Regions from separate parts of the Homo sapiens genome. Here region 1 is linked to region 2. A link is a contact called in ENCODE Hi-C or POLR2A ChIA-PET data. All regions are on one chromosome and are shown on one strand. Each heading gives the region's core, a stretch centred on a gene start or an enhancer-like site at or near the end of the contact. The rest is flanking DNA. Distances are from core to core; before and after follow the strand shown.

What was found. Hi-C counts contacts between places; a loop is a spot of excess contacts on that map. ChIA-PET counts read pairs that join two places held with the same protein, here RNA polymerase II (POLR2A). Pooled maps may share reads with other maps.
Region 1: a loop to region 2 is called in a pooled map, with 2.1 times the contacts of the local background. The contact joins the promoter of IGIP here to the promoter of HBEGF in region 2. A Hi-C loop is called at or near these places in 1 of 168 maps with a recorded cell type or tissue (naive thymus-derived CD4-positive, alpha-beta T cell), 1 of 37 single-sample maps with no recorded cell type and 6 of 50 pooled maps. POLR2A ChIA-PET finds 5 or more read pairs at or near these places in 6 of 52 experiments (HEK293, HEK293T, MCF 10A and 3 more).

The regions. Positions count from the first base shown.
Region 1 is chr5:140,124,656-140,128,806 of GRCh38, reverse strand. IGIP (IgA inducing protein) reads right to left here and starts at 2,870. Exons shown (of 1, transcript NM_001007189.2): 1 at 1-2,870. The coding sequence starts at 330. The coding sequence ends at 169. PURA (purine rich element binding protein A) reads right to left here. Exons shown (of 1, transcript NM_005859.5): 1 at 3,188-4,151.
Region 2 is chr5:140,344,876-140,349,120 of GRCh38, reverse strand. HBEGF (heparin binding EGF like growth factor) reads left to right here and starts at 2,518. Exons shown (of 6, transcript NM_001945.3): 1 at 2,518-2,838; 2 at 3,037-3,210. The coding sequence starts at 2,793. RefSeq lists silencers at 2,234-2,283, 2,324-2,603.

The DNA.
Region 1 (4,151 bases), core at 1,621-4,120, 220 kb after region 2:
AGTCACATGAAAAATAAACATCTTTATTTTTTTGCCTACTTTATTTCATTTTTTCAAATAAAATTTAAATCTGTACAAAGTATACTGTTACAGTATATATTTTGTAAGAATCAATGCCTAAAATAATCACAATACTTCAATAAGCAGTACAGCAGACCTCGCTAGTTTTCAGCTTTGATATTGAACAAACTCAAGCCGGCTGATGCACAACACGTTTGCTTGGTTTCCACATGGTGATTTCCCAGCACTGAGATGGGAGAACATGACAGCAAATATGGTAATATTACAGCCCGACACACTGCGTTTCTTCATGTGATAATAACTGCACATATTTAATACAGAATGCTCAAATTTACTTTTTAAATTGCATTTGCTTACTTCTTAGTTGGCAAAATTCAGCATTCTTAAATGGGGTCCCCAAACAGTGCAAATTAATGATATTCTAACTGTATATTGGCACATCTCCAATAAGGATTAACTTGTAAACTCAAAGAATATCAACAACTTAGTCCTAAATTTTAACTAATATACATCTGGTCCATTTAACCAAAGTCATTTTGGAAAGATATTAAAGAACAATTCTATTTCTGAAAGGATATTGTTTTGACCATTCTTTAGAGAAGATAAATTTTTAAATTGTCATTAAAATGTTTCACTATAAAAATTTTACAAACTTGATTAGAAATTTCAAGATTATGATTCACAGCAGACAAATACAAACTGTATATTCCAACAATACCTATTCTTAGACTTTCAAACAGAGCACAACCATGTCAGCTGTGTTAACTAAAATTCTGAACAGTGTACTAAATTTATAAGTGGTGCTGGGTCTAGCAAGTGTAAATACACAGTATATTTCAATGAAAAGAATTGTCTTCTTTATACTTTATTTGTTTTCCCATAAGGAAACATTAATGTTTACATTCTTTAATAAAGTTAATCTTACATCAGAATATAACTTAATACTGTCAGCAACAGGGACCACACACAGTAAATAAGAAGCACATTTAAAATAAGTCTGATTTCACATAGATTAACATTTGTTGGTTAATAAAATATCGACAGTATTACAATCTTACAATATTTACAGTAAGAAAAATCTAGAGTAATATATACCTTTCACAGCAGGATTCCTTTTTTTAAAATTTCTTCCAGTTTGGGATTGTGTATACACAAAAAGCTCAAAATAAAGCAACTCTGCAATATAATCTTAAAATAATGGCTACTGGGGGAAATTCTATCACAACCATTGAAAATAATGGTGACTTCTCACGGAGTCTGTGGCATCTGAGAACCCAGTTAATTAACCAAAGTCTTGCTCATATTAGCCTCAGTTACCCAGATTAAAGCAGAACTCCGGCCTTCCCTGACTGCTGAAAACCCAACAGATTTTCTCAACATGCTATAAGGAAAGAGGAAAAATTGGTTTCAGCTCACACCTCATGGCTGGAAGCCTCTGGAAGCCTCCAGCCAGTGCACACTCCCCAACTTATGCTAAAAGAGGGCCAATTTCATCCCCACAGCATCACAAGAGTCCACCCTCCAACCACACAGTGCTCTGACACCAAGCTCACCCATTCCTCAACTCTTGTGCCTTAGGATAACACATGAACTTAGCCCACATAATACACACCAGCGTCTTAGAGACTTGAGACCAGGGCAAAGAAACAGACTAGTGTAGTTTGCACTGAGATCAGTAAGAAAAATGGGAAGTGATGCACATTTCCAATTAGAATGACAAGAAGAAGACCCACATCCCTAAACTGGAATTTGGCCAGGGCATCAGAGTTAGCACCCCCTCTCTGAGTACCGCTAGCGATTAGGATGTGTGCTCTGGGCCTCCTCTAAAAGAGAGCATCTACAGTAAGTAACACAGTATGGGACATTAGTTCAGTGACGACTGCCAAGAAAGCAGATACAATTCTTGAATCTGGGGCTGTCTACGGCACCTGAGGTCAATCATCCAAGCTGTGACCTGTCCCAACCCTGCTTACTTTAAGATATCTGATGGGCACAGAGCACTCAGGGATATGGCTGCTGGCTACTTTGGACTCTAGATCTCACAGGTAATCAACAGGTATCTGGGATTGAATTAGCAAACTGTACCATAGCTCCTTAAACAGACATTGTCAAGTCTGAAATCATGTCAAGCATGAATCTTCACTGTCAGGTCAGTAATCAAAGTGGGAGTCTTCCCACATCAGCCAAGGTTATTTTGTCAGAACCTTAGAGGAGTTGGACAGTTTTTCATGTTGCAAGTGATTGGTTTACTTATTTCAGTCAAGCTGGATTGGCAAACCAGACTGATTTATTTAGTGAGCTTTGTTTTTTTGATTCTTATGTGTGTGCTAACCCAAAGCTGTTGTATTTGGGCTAAATACACTGACAGAGAAAATTCAAACGACAAAAGTTTTCAGCAAACTTCTGTGGCATTTTTTCTTTTTGGAAGTAAATGCAAGATCTAAAGGTATTTCTACCCAACAACGTCTGTTTAAGTGTTTAATGTTATTTCCTTTTTGGTCCTATACAGAATGCTATGACTTCTATATAGGTCTGAATGCTGCTCCATGTAGATTCCTTCTGTATATCTAAAAATATATACTTTTCAGTAGTTCAATACATGGTTAATCTTCCCACAGAGGAAGATTTTTGTAATCACATGTTGCAAAGTAGAAAACATCTCCTTTCTAAGAAAGGAAATATACTTTCCTATTGTACACTTTTGAATAAGCCCAAAGGCATGCACCAAAAATCATTAATAAAACTAATACATGCAATAAAATGGTGTAGAGTTAGACTTAAAGTGCTGCTTCTCAATTTTTTTTAATTTGAAGAAGACATTTTGTCAGTTGTAGACTCAAAAATCTTTCCCCCACCCACCCTCCCCACCCCATGGCATTAAGAGAGAAAAGTAAAAAGTATGCATAAATCTTTTAACTATGCTTTACATGGGGGAAAGAACAGATGTATCAACTATCCTATATATCAACTGGATTCCCAGTTTTAAATAAAACCAATATTTACTGGTAAAAATTGTCAAAGCGAATACACGCAAACAAATGTTACTAGTAAATAAATGTTCTACATAGAGAATAATTTACTTTGGTTTTATGCGCCTTCTCAAAAATAACACTAGTGTCCCAACGTCACCAAACTGATGTGTTCCAGCAAAGTTGTAAGGCAAATCTTTTTTTCCCTAGTGACATCTTGTTTCCCAACAGACAAAACTAAAATCTTTTGGTGAGGAAGGGGTTAAGATAATGGCTAACCCCTTGGCATCCTGAGCATTGTGGTTTATCAAACTCTACCCTGCTAGAAATTGTCAGGCACCCTGACCCCTGCCTTGAACCAGGAAGGCTCCCATGTCTAGAGATGCCCTGACTCCTTATAAATAGCTTTCAGAACTTTGCTTTTTTCCCTTCTCTCTGGTTGTTATAATGTCTAACGAAGCTGGTTGCAATGTCACATTTTGCTAGTAGGGGCCACCATCTAACAATAATTCCAATATGAAAGGTTTTAAGCCAATAGTTGGTTCCTAATTTTATCAACGATTTGCACTAAAATTCTCTACAATTTACTTAGAGCAGAGATCTTTAACTTGGGTTTCAGAAGATGTGTGATGCCCCTGAAGTTGTATGCAAAATTATCCAGGGATGGGCATTTTTTTTTTCTTGGGTAGAGGATCCATCACACTGTCATCAGATTATCAAAGATATCTGTGACCCCCAAAAAGGGTTATAGGGACTTAGAGGGATACCCGTAATTCATTTTATACCAGGACTGGGAAATGGGGGCAGAAAACTAAAAATGGCCTCGAAAAAGGCCAGGGACAAATTGCTGATCTTTTCCCTTTATTCACATTGGGAAAATAAGTGCTTCAAACTGGAAAAATCATTAATTAAGCTGGTTAAACTCCATTAAAAAATAATCAAATCGCTTTCTAAATTTTTTTCATTTTCGATATGTGGTAAATTTTGTCTCCAAGAAAAGGTTTGGAGACTGAATTTTTCTCTTTTCCTAAAGGAAATTCATAGATAGAATGCTGAATATCATCCACATTTAAAGATTTGACAACATAAAAGTTAGATAACTCTTAATGATGTGAATCTTTAACTTATGATTTTGAGTAAAGGATTATCTAGAATCAAATA
Region 2 (4,245 bases), core at 1,269-3,768:
TTTTATCTGTTGCTAGCCTTTGTTCCAATATCATCCCATATCTCTCCTTTTTTGGCCCTCTTGCTTTTCCTTGAATGCTCCCAACTTTTTTCCATTTCAGAGTCTTTGCACTATTTGCACATCTTGGAATGCTTTTGTCATAGATGATCCCAAATCTGATTTCTTCTTCTCATTCAGGCCTCAGCTTACATGTCACCTGCTCAGAGAAGGCTTTGCTAATCAGTTTAAAGTGTCATCCTGGGCACTGGAACATATTATCCTACAGCACATCATTGTATTTTAACTTTCATCTTAGCAGTTATCACTATAGGATATGTTTTTCCTTGTTTATTTCCTTAATGTGCTGCCTGTCTACTATAGAATATAAGCTCTGTGAAAGCAGGTCCTGGGCTGTCTTATTTATTTCTATGTCCCCAGTGCCCCCCAAAAATGTTCAGTTAATGTTTATGATATAATTGAGTTAATGAGATTGCCTCAGCATGAATTGTGATTCCTTTTCTTTGCTCAGAGACATCCAAGATTCTGAGAGGGGAAGTGACTGTCCCAAATCCAATTCAAGCTTTTTATCTTCTTTTTTCAGGCCCTTCCTGTAAAACCTGGCTGACACACAAACCTAGCTGGGGTGAGGCTCCAGGTGTGATGAAAGTTTGGAGTTGCCCCATGAATGGGACTGAGGCTGATGTGGGGGTGAGAAGGCGGAAGGACAGAGCATGTGAAGGGAGAAAGGCAGGCTGGGGCAAGAGAGCAGGGTGTGACTCTGGCGAGGGTGGGGGAAAGGGGGTGATTTGACCATGTGTCAGGAAGTGTTTCTCTCCACCCTCCCCTGGGGAGAGCCTTGACCCCAAGGTGGCTTTGTTTTGGGGAAGCAGGTGGCCAGGCAGCTGCTGAGGGAGGGCAAAGTCATGGCTTGGGCGGTGACCATGCACTGAGGTCCTAGGCCCGATACTCATCACCCAAAAGGATAATCTAACAGTGGCTCTTAGCCAAATAGGTGACAGGTGAGCTTCTGTCTGAAACCAGCCCAACTATATCATAAAGCCTCAGATATGGCCTAGGGGAAGGCAAGCGATCTAGAGAAGTGAGAGAAAAGAGGCCTCTAAGGAAATAGAGTGGTCAAGTGCTTAGTGATTATTATTAACAGCAACAATAATAATGGGTCACATTTATTGAGAGCTTATAGTGTGCCTGGCACTATACTAACTACTTTTATGTGTTCCCGCATTCATTTCTCAAAAAGCTCCCTACAAAGTAGTCATTATTATTATTGTTATTATTTTTTCCATTTGAGAGACGTCAAAACTGAGGCTCAGTGAAATTAAGTTTCTTGTCCAAGGTCACACAGTAAGTAGCAAAGGCAGGATTCAAACTCAGGTCTGTAGTGATTCCAGTGCACTATGGAAACCTAGGCCTAGGTTACTGGAGCAAGTTAAGAGGGCAGGGCCAGACTGACCCCTGCAAAGGTGGGGATAGGGAGGGACAGTGGGATAGACTGTGTATAAATAGCAGGCCTGTTTTTATCCCTACACACAGGCAGAATCCGGCAAGTGCTCTATCTGGCACAATTTCAGGGCTCTGAAAGCCAACCCAGCCCTGTGTCAAACAACTCTCTCCCCAGCACGTCCCTGGAAACTGAAATACCTACTGAGACACTCATTTCTTTGGGTCAGGACAGTGACTCCAGAAGACCCCTGCAAAAGCACATGGGTTGGAAGAGAAACACCTAGTGTCTGTGAAACAGCAATCTAGGTTAGCCAGCTGGGTCCTATGGGAGGGTGGCTCATTTTTTATGTTGAGGAAAAAGGTGGCAGTCAAAGGCAAGGAAAAGAATAAGGCTTGTTTCACAACCTGTGTCTCTCCAATCTCAGAAGCCTGGGAATTACAACCCATAGTTCAAAAATCCTAATGTCCCCTGAGGGAAGATGGGAGGAAGCCACTCCAGAGACTAAGAGAGTACTAACTTCCTTTGCTTTTGCTGGATTGATACTAAGTGCCTGCAACTTCAACTCTGGTTATCTCGGGTTTATGAGAACGGCTGGCATTCACGTGTCTAATTTTTAAATGATAGATGAATTAATTATTATTTGATACTTGCCGTGTTGGTAGGCCAAAAGGTGGGCTTCTGAAACTTAGAGGGTGACAGGGATGGAGACCCCTGGTATGGGGCTTAGATGAAGCAAGAGGCCAGGCCCGGAACAGAACTCAGCTCAGCAGTCAGTCACAAGGCTGCAGAGTGACAGGCGTTTGGGGAAAGGTAGGAACCGCTCTCCGCCACCTGCCGGTCAGTAGCCCTACCCACAATCAGGCCGCGGCTGCCTCGGCCTGGTCCCAAAAATTGTGAACGCCGCCCTCTCCTCCCGCCCAGTCCTCCGCCGCGCCCGCGGGGTCGGGGGCTGCGCTGCCGGCGCCGCGAGCCGGGCGAGCTTCCCAGCACGGGAGGAGGGAGGGGGCGGCGCCGGGCGGGGCGGAGCTTCCGCGCCTCCTGGAGCCTTATTCCCGGCCGCGAGCCGGGCAGCGCTCATTCGGCCGAAGGAGCTACGCGGGCCACGCTGCTGGCTGGCCTGACCTAGGCGCGCGGGGTCGGGCGGCCGCGCGGGCGGGCTGAGTGAGCAAGACAAGACACTCAAGAAGAGCGAGCTGCGCCTGGGTCCCGGCCAGGCTTGCACGCAGAGGCGGGCGGCAGACGGTGCCCGGCGGAATCTCCTGAGCTCCGCCGCCCAGCTCTGGTGCCAGCGCCCAGTGGCCGCCGCTTCGAAAGTGACTGGTGCCTCGCCGCCTCCTCTCGGTGCGGGACCATGAAGCTGCTGCCGTCGGTGGTGCTGAAGCTCTTTCTGGCTGCAGGTAAGAGGGCTGCCGACGCCCCCGGAGATCGGGGGGATGGGGGCGTTGTGCTGGGGGCATGGGGGAAGGTCGCCGCAGCGCACCCGGCACGGGCCACTTGGTGGGGCCCTTGCGCTCTGGCGGACGGGCGTCGGCATCGGTGCGTGTTGGTCAGGGGTCTGGGCGGGTGTCTGATGCGGCCTGGCCTCTCGCCCGCAGTTCTCTCGGCACTGGTGACTGGCGAGAGCCTGGAGCGGCTTCGGAGAGGGCTAGCTGCTGGAACCAGCAACCCGGACCCTCCCACTGTATCCACGGACCAGCTGCTACCCCTAGGAGGCGGCCGGGACCGGAAAGTCCGTGACTTGCAAGAGGCAGATCTGGACCTTTTGAGAGGTGGGTGTGGAGGCCCCCCATCCTTGGACCTTGGTGGGCTGTTGAAGAATAAGCAGATCCAAGATTCTTGCTGTTTGGGCAATACTGTGGGTTGAGGGTATTCATGGAGAACCTCGGGGAAAAGCTGATCGGCCTGATGGGCACTGGGGGATCCTGGAATATAGGTCCCACTCTCTCTCTCTTGTCATTGCCTCACCTGCTGGGTTGCTGCCCTTCTGGGTACTCCGGGGCAAATTGAATCAGACGTGTTGTCTGGGGTTGTTACGTTCTTCTTAGGTAAGCTGGGTGATAGGAACAAGGAATGGTTGAGATGCTTTCCCTAGAGCTACTATGTAAAAATGGGCGCCAGTTCTAATTCCCATATCAAATGACTATTATATATAAAATAGAGGTAACACATGCGGAGATGCCCAGGCACATCTCTAGAAAGTGTGCAGTGTTGGCCTCCTCCATCCACCTGTCTCCAGATTGGGGAAACAGAGGGGAATGAGGAGCTCTTGGCCGCCCTAGATGAGGCTGTGAATGGTGAGCACTGAGCCCCTAGGGGGCTGTATTAAAATGCTGGATATCTGTGAATGCTACCGGAAACCTGCAGCTTACTGAGCACCTTGCATTCCTGAGGAGACTCCAAATGGGGAGGGCTGTGTAGGATCCTCCAACCAGCCTCTTTGGCTGTGGCCAAGTACAGGTACAGGGCAGAGTCCAGAGCCTGCCAGCTCTCCTGCCTCCAAACCTGAGGAGATTATCCAGAGTAGAGCAAGGACTCAGCACTGTACCCTGGAATGACTATATTTGGTTGGACAGATGCCCACCTGTTCTAGTTCCACCTGCTCCTCAGCTGCCCTTCTCCCTCATTCCCAGGAGCTTTCCTTGGATACTCTCTCTACTTTGTATAAATCAAGCACATACTCCAAAACTGAGCCTGGGCTCCCATACTTCATCCTCTCCCAGTGGCCCTCTGGGGTTGCCCATGACCTGAACAGCCTGGATTCTCCTGGCCCTCTCCTCCTAGGCTGGGCAGGGCTGGGCTGTGAC